Regions from separate parts of the Homo sapiens genome. Here regions 1, 2 and 4 are each linked to region 3. Evidence: chromatin contacts called from ENCODE Hi-C or POLR2A ChIA-PET data. All regions are on one chromosome and are shown on one strand. Each heading gives the region's core, a stretch centred on a gene start or an enhancer-like site at or near the end of the contact. The rest is flanking DNA. Distances are from core to core; before and after follow the strand shown.

Evidence for each region. A loop is a pair of places that touch in the nucleus more often than their neighbours do. ChIA-PET counts read pairs that join two places held with the same protein, here RNA polymerase II (POLR2A). Pooled maps may share reads with other maps.
Region 1: a pooled map shows a loop between it and region 3 (2.2-fold over the local background). The contact joins two enhancer-like sites. A Hi-C loop is called at or near these places in 2 of 50 pooled maps. POLR2A ChIA-PET finds 5 or more read pairs at or near these places in 4 of 52 experiments (GM12878, H1, MCF 10A and 1 more).
Region 2: a pooled map shows a loop between it and region 3 (2.5-fold over the local background). The contact joins two enhancer-like sites. A Hi-C loop is called at or near these places in 2 of 37 single-sample maps with no recorded cell type and 3 of 50 pooled maps.
Region 4: a pooled map shows a loop between it and region 3 (5-fold over the local background). The contact joins two enhancer-like sites. A Hi-C loop is called at or near these places in 7 of 37 single-sample maps with no recorded cell type and 4 of 50 pooled maps. POLR2A ChIA-PET finds 5 or more read pairs at or near these places in 1 of 52 experiments (OCI-LY7).

What each region holds. Positions count from the first base shown.
Region 1 is chr15:40,857,995-40,860,694 of GRCh38, forward strand. It overlaps SPINT1 (serine peptidase inhibitor, Kunitz type 1), which reads left to right. Exons shown (of 11, transcript NM_003710.4): 11 at 1-213. Among named protein-coding and RNA genes, the nearest start is that of SPINT1-AS1, 15 kb to the left of the region's middle. RefSeq lists an enhancer at 88-137. Within about 2 kb of position 1,302, at least 5 of the 41 ENCODE cell types and tissues checked have a DNase peak (open chromatin) inside an H3K27ac peak, as active enhancers do.
Region 2 is chr15:40,046,103-40,048,802 of GRCh38, forward strand. The region is part of intron 2 of SRP14-DT (SRP14 divergent transcript); the gene reads left to right. Among named protein-coding and RNA genes, the nearest start is that of SRP14-DT, 8.1 kb to the left of the region's middle. RefSeq lists enhancers at 1,272-1,401, 1,742-1,871. Within about 2 kb of position 1,274, at least 35 of the 41 ENCODE cell types and tissues checked have a DNase peak (open chromatin) inside an H3K27ac peak, as active enhancers do.
Region 3 is chr15:40,542,710-40,545,409 of GRCh38, forward strand. It overlaps a transcript of CCDC32 not described here. Among named protein-coding and RNA genes, the nearest start is that of CCDC32, 21 kb to the right of the region's middle. RefSeq lists a silencer at 978-1,077 and an enhancer at 1,228-1,327. Within about 2 kb of position 1,327, at least 3 of the 41 ENCODE cell types and tissues checked have a DNase peak (open chromatin) inside an H3K27ac peak, as active enhancers do; they include OCI-LY7, where a contact is called at or near this core.
Region 4 is chr15:40,062,276-40,064,979 of GRCh38, forward strand. The region is part of intron 2 of SRP14-DT (SRP14 divergent transcript); the gene reads left to right. Among named protein-coding and RNA genes, the nearest start is that of SRP14-DT, 24 kb to the left of the region's middle. RefSeq lists enhancers at 240-1,075, 1,922-2,031, 2,442-2,551. Within about 2 kb of position 1,430, at least 12 of the 41 ENCODE cell types and tissues checked have a DNase peak (open chromatin) inside an H3K27ac peak, as active enhancers do; they include OCI-LY7, where a contact is called at or near this core.

The DNA.
Region 1 (2,700 bases), core at 52-2,551, 320 kb after region 3:
TGGCTCCTACCTCCATGTTAGGGCCCAGGTGACTAGCTGTCTCCCTCCCAACAGAAGCCCTGGCTTCTGCGCTGGAGTGCAGCACCCCCAACCAGGCTCTGAGCTCCTTCCCAGGAGCCTTTAGTAGAGACACGCCACTCCAACCCACACCCCTGCATTTGTTCAAGCTACCTCCCGGTGCCAAAAAAAAAAAAAAATCATACTTTGAGCTCATTCGTTCGTTTATTCAGTGAATTACATTGAGCTCCTCTGTGCCAGACACTGCCAATCATTAGAAATTTGATACTGCTGAGAGGGGCAGAGGAAGCACTATTTAAATGCTTTACGTATCTCGAGTTGCTGGCGCTGCACACAGCCCTTGTGATGACAATACAATCATCCGCATTTTACAGGTGAAGAAACTAATTCATTGAAATTTCCTCCCCAAGGCCCTAGAGCTGAGATTGGACTGGATCCCCAGAGTTTAGTCTTACAAAAGAGGTATCGGGGTTGGTGGGGGTGGGGGGGGACTTAAAAGCAAATTTTAAGCAAGTACAACTACCATGAATGTACATATATGAAGTTATAAGTGTATAGCTCAGTGAATTTCCATAATGACACACACCTCTGAGGCAGGCACCCAGATCAAGAAGCAGAACCTTCTTAGCACGCCGGGACAGGCCTCGTTTTGATGGATAACACCTGGTTTTGGACTCGTGCTCTCATGGACCACCTCCCCATTTTGCACGCCTCAGCCTAAGCTCAAAACCCTCCCACACAACTGCAGGTGGTGGACACTCCCTGCCTCACACCCCTGTGTCTGCTAACACCACCCTGAGCCCAGAGCACCTCTTATTTCCTTTACTGCCTGTCTTCTTGCCGGATTGTGAGATCCCAGAGCCGCAGATGGCATCCAGTTGTGTCTGGGTTCCCGGCACCCCATGCTCCCTCTGTGACCTTGGTAAATCGTAGTTTAGTAAATGTTGAGTAAGCGGCAGGGGGTGGGGCTCATCCCCATTGTTCCACTTCATAGGGCACCGTGTTTTCCCTTCTAACCCCCTACTCTGACACTCGTCCATCCTTCGAGGCTCAAAACGGACTTGATCCCTACTGGGAACAACCCCCATTATCAGTTGGTTCTCAGACTCTACCCTAGTGTCCAGAACAGTGATCAACACAGAGCAAGTATTTAATAAGGGTTTGTTGGCCTGAAGTGAACATCCTCTCAGGGAGGGATAGACATCAAGTGAGAGGATGCCAGGCAAAGGGCCACCCCTAGTAACAGCTGCTTGCATGTGCAGAGGGAGTGCCCGAGGAGGTGGGAGCTCTCGGGGGTCACTAGGGGGCGCTGTGACTATGACTGGATGCCGTGTTCTTCCTGCAAGGATGTGAGGACTCAGTCTCAGGCAGGTGACAGGAGTGGAGCAATGAACGCCAAGACACAGCTCCTGCTCTCCTGGCGCTTACACTCTGGCGTGCAGGCTGCAGGGATGCAGATACGGTGACAAAACAGTCTGGTCCCCAAACTTCTCCTTATCCCTGAGACCGCCCCAGCCATCCTCTGCTCTGTGCCCACCCACATGACTCAGAACTTTGATCCCTACCTCCATGTCCTGAACAGGCAGTTTCCTCCACTTCAGAAGTCCCCTCCGCCCTGGAAAGCTCCTACTTTACCCCGTGTTCCAGCTCACGAAGCTTTCTCTGGCTCTCCAGCCAAAGTTCATTGCTGCCCTCTCCACGCACTCCTGCTCTACACAGCTCCGCTGCACGCATAAGTCCAAGCTAGTGTGTGTCTCCCTTTATCCAGACAAGACTCCTCAGGGCGCTGACCAGGTCTTAGTTATCCTAGCGTCTCCCAAGCTGGGCCCTGCTTGTGCGTACCAGGTATCTGAAAAATGGCTGCTGGAACAAAACAGAGGCCGGTCAAGTGGAGGAGATTAAGGTTAATAAGTGACTTCGTGGAGAAAGTCTAACATCAGGTGAGTGGCCCTGCACGGTGGCTCACACCTGTAATTCCAGCAGTTTGGGAGGCCGAGGTGGGTGGATCACTTGAGGTCAGGAGTTCGAGACCAGCCTGGCCAACATGGTGAAACCCCGTCTCTACTAAAAATACAAAAATTAGCCGGGTGTGGTGGCACACACCTATAATCCCAGCTACTTGGGAGGTTGAGGCAGGAGAATCACTTGAACCCGGGAAGTGGAGGTTGTAGTGAACCAAGATGGCACCACTGCACTCCAGCCTGGGTGACAGAGTGAGACTCCATCTTAAAAAAATAAAATTAAATTAAAAAAAAAACTAGGTGAGTAGGGGTCTCCAAGAGATTCTTGCACACGTATGTACATAGCATTATTCACAATAGCTAAAACATGGAATCAACCTGAGTGCCTATCAACAGATGAATGGATAAGCAAAATGGAGTACACACAATATACACGGTGGAATAATATTCAGCCTTAAAAAGGATGTTCTAACATATGCTACAACACAGATGAACCTTCAGGACATCTATATTATGCTAAGTGAAATCAGCCAGTCACAAAAAGACAAGTATGATTCTACTCATCTGAAATGCTTAGAGTAGTCAAAATCAAAGAGACAGTAGAATGATGGTTGCTGGGAAAAGGAAAATAGAGAATTATTGCTTAATGGGTACAGAGTTCCAGTTTTGTAAAAGGAAAAGGCTCAGGAGATGGATGGTGGTGATGGTTGCACAACAATGT
Region 2 (2,700 bases), core at 24-2,523, 500 kb before region 3:
TTATACGTGAGAAAGCATGGCAGAAAAGCTAGGTTTCATTGTTCTTTTCCTCTCCTTCTCAAGCAGTACCCTGAGTAGAAATATTCGGTCGTGCAAAACACCCCTCCCTCCCTCCCCATCAAAATCCCAGTCTCTCACTAAGCTCAGCTAGCTGTGTGGAGGCAACCCATCTGGTAGCTAAATCACACGAACATGTTCAGGACAAATGGTTAGTATGTCACACGCCCTCCATTTGTGGAGGAAACTTAGGTGATGTTAAACAAAGAACAGACTCTAATGGTGGGATTTCTGGTATAGGGGCTTTGGGGAGATACAAAGGAATTGCCAGTACCCTCTAGGCTACACTCCATGGGCAGCCCCTGGCCCCACATGCCTGGAAGGCCATCCTTGTACAGAATCAGGTGGTGGCACTCAAGAAATGTGTGTGAACTTTAAGAGGTTCTCCCCTTCTCATCTAGGATTTCCTTCCTTGCTGAACCTCAAGAAGGGGGCCAGCATACCCCATATTGTAAGAGGGGAAACTGAGGCCAGGAAAGGCAAGCATAGTTATTGCAAGCGTAGTTATTCCCAGCCAGGCTGGAAGTCTGGGGCATGAGCACCTATTCCTGCCCTCCTCCTCCCCACACTTTCATGGGTTTAGTGGGTGGGGGAGGGGCTCCCTTATTCAGGATGATTAGGGGTCCCCAATTTAAAGTTTCCTGTCTGAAAGTCAAGGACAGGAAATTATATAGCCAGAGTTCTGCACAAATTACCCAACAGGTGTCTCGACTCCCCAAAGCGACAGATGCTGTTCATCTCTTGGCCTCTGTGTCATCATTCATCCTTGATTGTTCGGGGAAGCCCACTCCACCTCTGTGACAGACCCACAGATGCAGATTTACACAGGGAATCCTAGACAGACACAATGAAGAAACTCCCATCTGATCAGAGCCAAGTCCCAGTAATAACATCAATGAATCATTGACTTCAGTGAGTCACAATATTGAGCTGGAAGAGGCCTCCAAGACCTTTTTAGTCCAACCCTTTACCTGCTAGTTATTCACAAGTGAATAGAAACTGAGTGAGGTCCAAAGAGGGAAAATGACTTGACCAAGATCACAAAGCTTGGTAATGCCAAAGGTGAGACTGGAAGCCCCGAGCCCTGAGCCCCAGGCCCATGCACTTTCCACACACCCCTCTGCCTGCCACAAACTAGCTGGCACAGAGAGCAGGAGGGAGGGCATAGGCCCCTCATGACTTAGCCAAGGGCAGCTCAGTGTCTCCATGCAGGTGGACTCCGTGTGTCAGCTTCAGCCCTCCCTTGGGAAGGGAAGGGCCTGGGGCCGTCCTCACACCCCAGGCGCCAGGCCACGGAGCTATAGGAGGCAGCTTCCTGCTTGGCCCTTATCCAAGGCCATTTCACAATGGGGGGAAAAGCGCTGAGCTGAGAGTCCCGGGTTGCTGCTCACTCCACCCCCACTCCAGCCCCTTTCAGACCCCCCAGGGACAACGAGCCAGGCCCGGCCTGAGGCTTGGGGTGAAGAGAGCTGCAAGAATGGAGACAGGCTGAACAGCCCCTTTTGGGAGTGTTCTATGAGCTGTGTCCCTGGAACTGGACGAGGGCACCACCTTGCATATTACCAGCACTATCCCCCTTCCCTTGCCGTCCACCTGCAAGCATTCAGGCTGGGGAAGTCCCTTCTGGGACAGGAGTGGTCGCTTCCAGTCAGCCCCATAGCACTCTCATGATTAGTCAGAGGGGAACCTGGAGGCAAGAAGGCCCACAAGCTGGGAGACGGCAAGGCCTGGGTCACTTCCTGCAGTGAGGCAACGTGACTACCAGGCAGAGGAGCCCAAATGTCTCCTCCCAAGATGCTACAGGGTCTGGGGTGAACTGTGGCTCAGCTGACTGAAATTCAGGCAGGAACCAAGACAGAGACACTGAGACGGGACATTCAGCCAGGATTTATTATGCCCTTACACACAGGGTCGGCTCTGAGCTCAGCTCTGTAAGGGATCTCGTTTGAAGTAGGAGGCAGTGGTTAAGGACCCAAATCATCCTGTCTTCAAGTCTTGAAGAGGAGACAAAACAAACCTAGGTGAAATGTCAAACCACAAGACAAGGCAGTGTGAAATGAGGGCCCACACTCTCATGCTGGACAGTCCAGTATGGCCAGTGAAGCGGGGGTGGGGAGGGAGTCACTGCAGACAAAGCTTCGGGGAAGAGATGGAACCGAGAATGATGGGGAGAACTTGACTCTGCAGACAGGATGGGAAAGATCTTTCAGACAGGGAAAGGAAGACAAGGCAGAAATCAACCTGCATACGTGAGGACAGGACCCTGTTTGCACCAGGGGTGGTCAGCCACGAGGCTGGAAATGTGCCTGGCCACAGGGCACTTCCTCACTCTGAGCTCTTGCTACTTGAACACAGCCTTCCTTGGTATCCGTGGGAAGTTGCTGGCCTACTGAGGCAGGATACCACACGGAGAACTAGGCAGGGGCGTGGAGGTGTCAAGGAACTCAGCCCCTTGGTGGAGGAGCCCTCTGACAACAGGAAGCAGCTGCAACGGGCTCCAGGGCTGTACTGGTATCTGCAACTCTCCCCCTACCCTGGCTGCACCCTGCAGAACAAACTGTTCTTCAAGAAGTTCTGGGGACAGAGGGCCCACACCTGCTCCCAGGTCGGGGTGGATAAACCCCCATCAGCCAGGCTGGGAGC
Region 3 (2,700 bases), core at 77-2,576:
ATACAAAAAATTAGCCGGGCATGGTGGCAGGCACCTGTAGTCCCAGCTACTCAGGAGGTTGAGGCAGGAGAATGGTGTGAACCCGGGAGCAGAGGTTGCCACTGCACTCCAGCCTGGGGGACAGAGCGAGACTTTGTCTCAAAAGAAAAAAAAAAAAAAGATGCCTGGCCAGGTGGGGTGGCTCATGCCTATAATCCCAACACTTTGGAAGGCCAAGGTAGGAGGATTGTTTGAGCCCAGGAGTATGAGACCAGCCTGGGCAACATACTGAGACTTTTCTTAAAAAAAAAAAAAAATTAGCCAGGGGTATAGTCACAGCAAACTCAGGAGGCTGAGGAGGGAGGACAGCTTGAGCCCGGGAGGTTGAGGCTGCAATAAGCTGTGATAATGCCACTACACTCTAGCCTGGGTGACAGAGCCAGACTCTGTCTAAAAAAAAAAACAAAATGGAAAAGAAAGAGAAAAAAGAAAAGAAAGAATGCCTGTAGCATAAATAACCCCTCATAAAGATGCTTATCTAACCTCCCCAGTGGTCATGAAACTTGCAATAAAGTCTGAGGTGTGACCAGCTGCACATGTTTTCCCCTAAAAACTTGTTATACAAAGGATACTTTCTGGAGGGCGGGCATGGAAACCACCATCTCGTGACCAACCAAGGTATGGCTTCTGTGCATAAGTTTCTATTAAGCATTTATCTCTGAGAAACTAGATTCGTCAGCCTCTCTCTCTGTTTTGTTTTTGTTGTTGTTGTTGTTGTTTTTTTGAGACAGAGTCCCACTCTGTCGCCCAGGCTGGAATGCAGTGGCATGATCTTGGCTCACTGCAACCTCTGCCTCCCAGGTTCAAGAGATTCTTCTGCCTCAGCCTCCTAAGTAGCTGGGAGTACAGGCGCACGCCACCGTGCCCAGCTAATTTTTGTATTTTTAGTAGAAATGGAGTTTCCCCATATTGGCCAGGCTGGTCTCAAACTCCTAACCTCGTGATCCACCCACCTCAGCCTCCCAAAGTGCTGGGATTACAGGTATGAGCCACTGCACCCGGGCTTGTCAGCCTGTTTCTTTGGCCCCTCAGCTCTCTTGGCCTTTAGGGGTAGGTTTGCATAGACCTGCTCACTGCAGAACATCCTCTTGCAATGTGGTGCCCAGACGATGCTTTCAGAGAGGCATGACCACTGCAGAATATATTTTTACACTACTATGTCCCAGGTACACAGGTACATTTCCACTATTGATTCCTAGAATTATAACTTTTTTTTAGCAGCACATAACACTGCTGACTCCATTGAACTGTTAAGACACTGAACACCTGTTTGGGGTTTTCCATACCACTTTCCCCTTTCTTCAGCCAACAGCAATCCTCTTTCACTTCCCATTCTCATATGGTTCTGGTGGGACTGTTTACCACAGTATCCTGTACCCCTAACCATAGATCTTGCCCTTGTCATAGTCAGTGCTCCAATGATGAGCATGTGACCCAGGCCAAGCCAATCTGAGTCCCTCCCCTGGAATGTATTTATTTATTTGAGACAGGATCTTGCTCTGTCGCCCAGGATAGGGTGCGGTAGGGCAATCATAGCTCACTGCAGCCTCAACCTCCTGGGCTCAAGCAATCCTCCCACCTCAGCATCCCGAGTAGCTGGACTACAGGCATGCAGTACCACGCCAGGCTAATTTTTAAATTTTTTTTTTGTAGAGACGGGGTCTCTTTCTGTTGCCCAGGCTGGTCTCAAACTCCTGGGCTCAAGTGATCCTCCCACCTTGGCCTCCCAAAGTGCTGGGATTGTTAAGCCTAAACCACTGTGCGGAGCCCCCTGGCATCTATTATATGGGGTTGGAAAGTGTTATCTTTCCTCTGGACTTCCTAAACTGGAATCATGTCAGCCCAGAGCTCCCTGTGCTATACCAACACACAGAGAGAGTCAACAGTGGGAGGAAGAGAGGCTAAAGATACTGCTGGAGTCCTGAGGTCCAGCTAACTGAAGCCAGCTCTATATGTCTTAGACTAGAATTGAGTCCGGCTTGGATTTTTTTTTTTCAACAGCCTTGGAAAACTTTCCAGAGTCTGGCTTCTTGGCTTCTGTCACTAGAACAAACTAATAAATACTCTGTTCTTCTCTGTCCTCTAGTTGTGTAGTTAATTTCTGATCCCAAATGAAAGATTTCACATTTATCTGTATCATGTTTCATACTTTGTCCCATCACTCTAGTCTATAGAAAAATTTTAGAATTGTTATTCTTTTATTCAATTACCTACTCCTCTCACTTTTGATAAGGTTACCTTCTATTCACTCAACCAAATCATTGATAAAGATGTTGAGCTGAACAGAGGAAAAAGAAACCAACAACATGTCAGTTTATCAATCCAAGAGTTTACCTTTGGGATGATTGTTCTAACAACTGTGGGTCTCCTCTACCATACTCTTACCCAATGTACACTCCGCATCCTGTCTGCCTTGATCAGGCACCATGCTGAAGACCACACTGCACCTTGGCATTCTGCTAAGCCAATATTTGATGGTCTCATCCCCAAAGGATGTAAGATTAAAGAGCCAAAACTGGTCCTGGAAATATCTGTTCTTTAAAATGCTCATAAACTCTCAGTAACCTATCTGCTTTCTTCTGCACACATACACACACACACACACACAATCCCTCTCACCTTTGCCTCCTCCCTTTCTACTTATCTGCTAAAGAAGTAATT
Region 4 (2,704 bases), core at 180-2,679, 480 kb before region 3:
AATGTAAGCATCTGAGGGCAGGGACATTTTCTCTCTGGTCTACACTTATAAACTCTTTTCTAAGAACATACCTGGCACAGATTAGGTGCTCAGAAACATGTGCTGGACAAAAGAATGAATTAATGTTAAGGTCTAGGAAAAGCATGGAGGAGTGGTGGTGGAGAGGAAGACCGTGGGCCAGGTACTAAAATCTGTGAATGAGCAGGAGTGGCCTAGAGTATGGTAAATACTAGAAGGGATGGTGGATGGTCTGGTCTGATGGCATAGCTGCAAAGGAGATGCAGACTTAGGCTGAGGAGGAAGGGGGAGAAACCTACAGGTGGCCATGAAAGCAGGGAGGACAACTCGCTGCCTCCAGGCATACTGATGTGGAAGAAGAAAACAGAGCCAAGACAGGAGGTGGCTGCAAGGAAGCTGTGTGTGGGGGTCAGGCAGGTTTGCAGTAGAACAGGATGGTGAAAGGAATGTTCAAAGGGAAAGTCGAGTGGATGGGGAGATTTTGCTGATGACAAACCATAAGTTCCCGAGAGCAGAGTGAAAGGATCTGGGGGATTGTGTCAGATTAGGGGAATAGAGCTACATGGGGGTGAAAGTCTTGGGGGTGAAGGATGAACAACAGTGTCAGGCTTCTGGAGGTGTCTAGGGACACAAGGCCACAGGGCATGATGGGCTCTCCTGAAGGTCTCTCTTGGGCAAGTGGGTACCCCTGCTCACGCCAGCTCCTCCTCCAGCCAGGGCCCACGGGCCATGGACCACAGTGAGGCAGTGATATTGGCGTTGGAGGGGCCTTGCCAGACACTGAGTGTTCGGGGTGGGAGGAGAGGGCAGCTTTGGGTATTGGAAGGAAAGTCGAGCAGGCACTCCGGAGACTAGATTCTCATCCAAATCTTTCCTACAAACCATGACGTAACATTGGGCAAAATGGTCATGATTTTCCTTATCTATAAAATAGAGAGGAGAGGAGGTCTCTCTTAGCTGTGCAAATCCTGGCCTCTGTCTCCTTCTTTCCCTGACTTCTTCTAGCTCCTGTCTCCTCAGCCCTCCCGACTTGTAGCTAAGCCCTGGCTTTGTATTAACCACCCTCCTGCTGTCAGCATCGCTGAGAGGCATAGCCAAGGCCTGCCCTCTTCCTCCTCCCTGGCTCCAAAATGCTCCATGCACTGTCCCATGCCACTCTGATCCTGAGCAGCCAAGTGGGCAGAATGACACTCCTTTGGGCGTGGAAGTGAACATCAGCCATGAGTAGGGAGAGGAAACTGCCCACAGAGAGGGCAGACTCCATCAGGGGCAAGTGACAAAGCCACAGACTGGCATGAAGAGGCTTCCCAGGCCCTCTGGAAGGCAGTGAAGCCAGCAGCCTGGCTCCTGGGATGGGCTGTCCCCTATTCAGCAGCTCCATGGGCCTGGAAGTGGGCCCAGGGAGCCAGCCAGAAGGAGGCTGTGGCCAGAGGCTTGATTTGCAGCCCAGGACTAGGACGCAGGGTTCTCATCCAGGCTTCACCCACAGCAAATGTGCGACTCTCCCTGGCCCTCTGGGTGGGGATTATAATAACTACCTTGCTTACCCCAGTTGCTGGAGGCCAATATTCACTGAACATTCATCATGAGTCAGGCATTCAGTAATCCTCACAATGGCCCTAGAAATTGGCCTGTACTATTTTCAACCCTTAGGGAGGAGGTGACAGACACATAGAACATCTAAGTAACTTGCCTGACACTCCACAGCTTGTAAGTGGCAGGGCCAGGCTCTTAGCCCTAAACCATACATTAGAGATTTATTATCATTTAGGTCCCTCAACAATCTTGTGATGCAGGTATTACCATCCATTTTACAAACATGGCAATGGCTCAGAAGTCTTCAGTTATTTGCCCAGGGTCACTTGGCTGACTGTAGCAGAATCAGGATTTGAACCCAGGCCCAACTTCAAAGCCAGTCCTCTTCTCATTGGGTTGCGCCCCCAGCATTAGCACAGGGACAGTTCCTCAGGCTGACTGCCCAAGGCCCCATCTGTGCAAACAGGAGAGGAAATGGCAGCCTAACTCCAGGCAGGGCCCGGGCTCAGAAGGGGGTCTACAGGGCTGAAGAGGCAGCTGGCCAGAGATTCCACAGGAAGCATCTTGTTGACACATCTTCATCACTTTGGAATTTGAGCAACAACATTTACCCCTTCTGAAACTCACCCAGAGGAAGCGGATTTTCTGACGCATATGAAGAGTGAGAACTGTCTACATCTAAGTCTTCTTTGAGAACAATACCAGCTGAGCGGCTATTTACATTCCAGCTTCTTTTGAGAATCTCTGAAGATGATTAAGTCATTGTCAGCTGGTAAGGGTTGGTCTCACCACTTCTCATGTTGGATCATTGAGGCAAGAAACCTTCAAAGAATCCTTTTTGGGTATCTTTTAGTGAGGAAAAAAGTGGGGACAAAGATACGTAAGGCAGTACTTGCCAGAAGTCGCGGGGTGGGAAGAGGAAGTGTGCAGAGTTCTAGAGCCTGTCTTCACCTGGGGGATGTGCACTGACGATGCATATACTTGGCTGTGAAGGCCCAAATTTAGGACAGGGAGTTAGAACCACCCACATTGAAAGTCTAAGGGCCTGTTTCATCTTGCAGCCTCACCACGCTCCCACCAATAGCACAAATACTGTAGTACAAATGCTATGCTCAGTAAATGTTAATCAGCCTCATAAACAGTTCAGGGA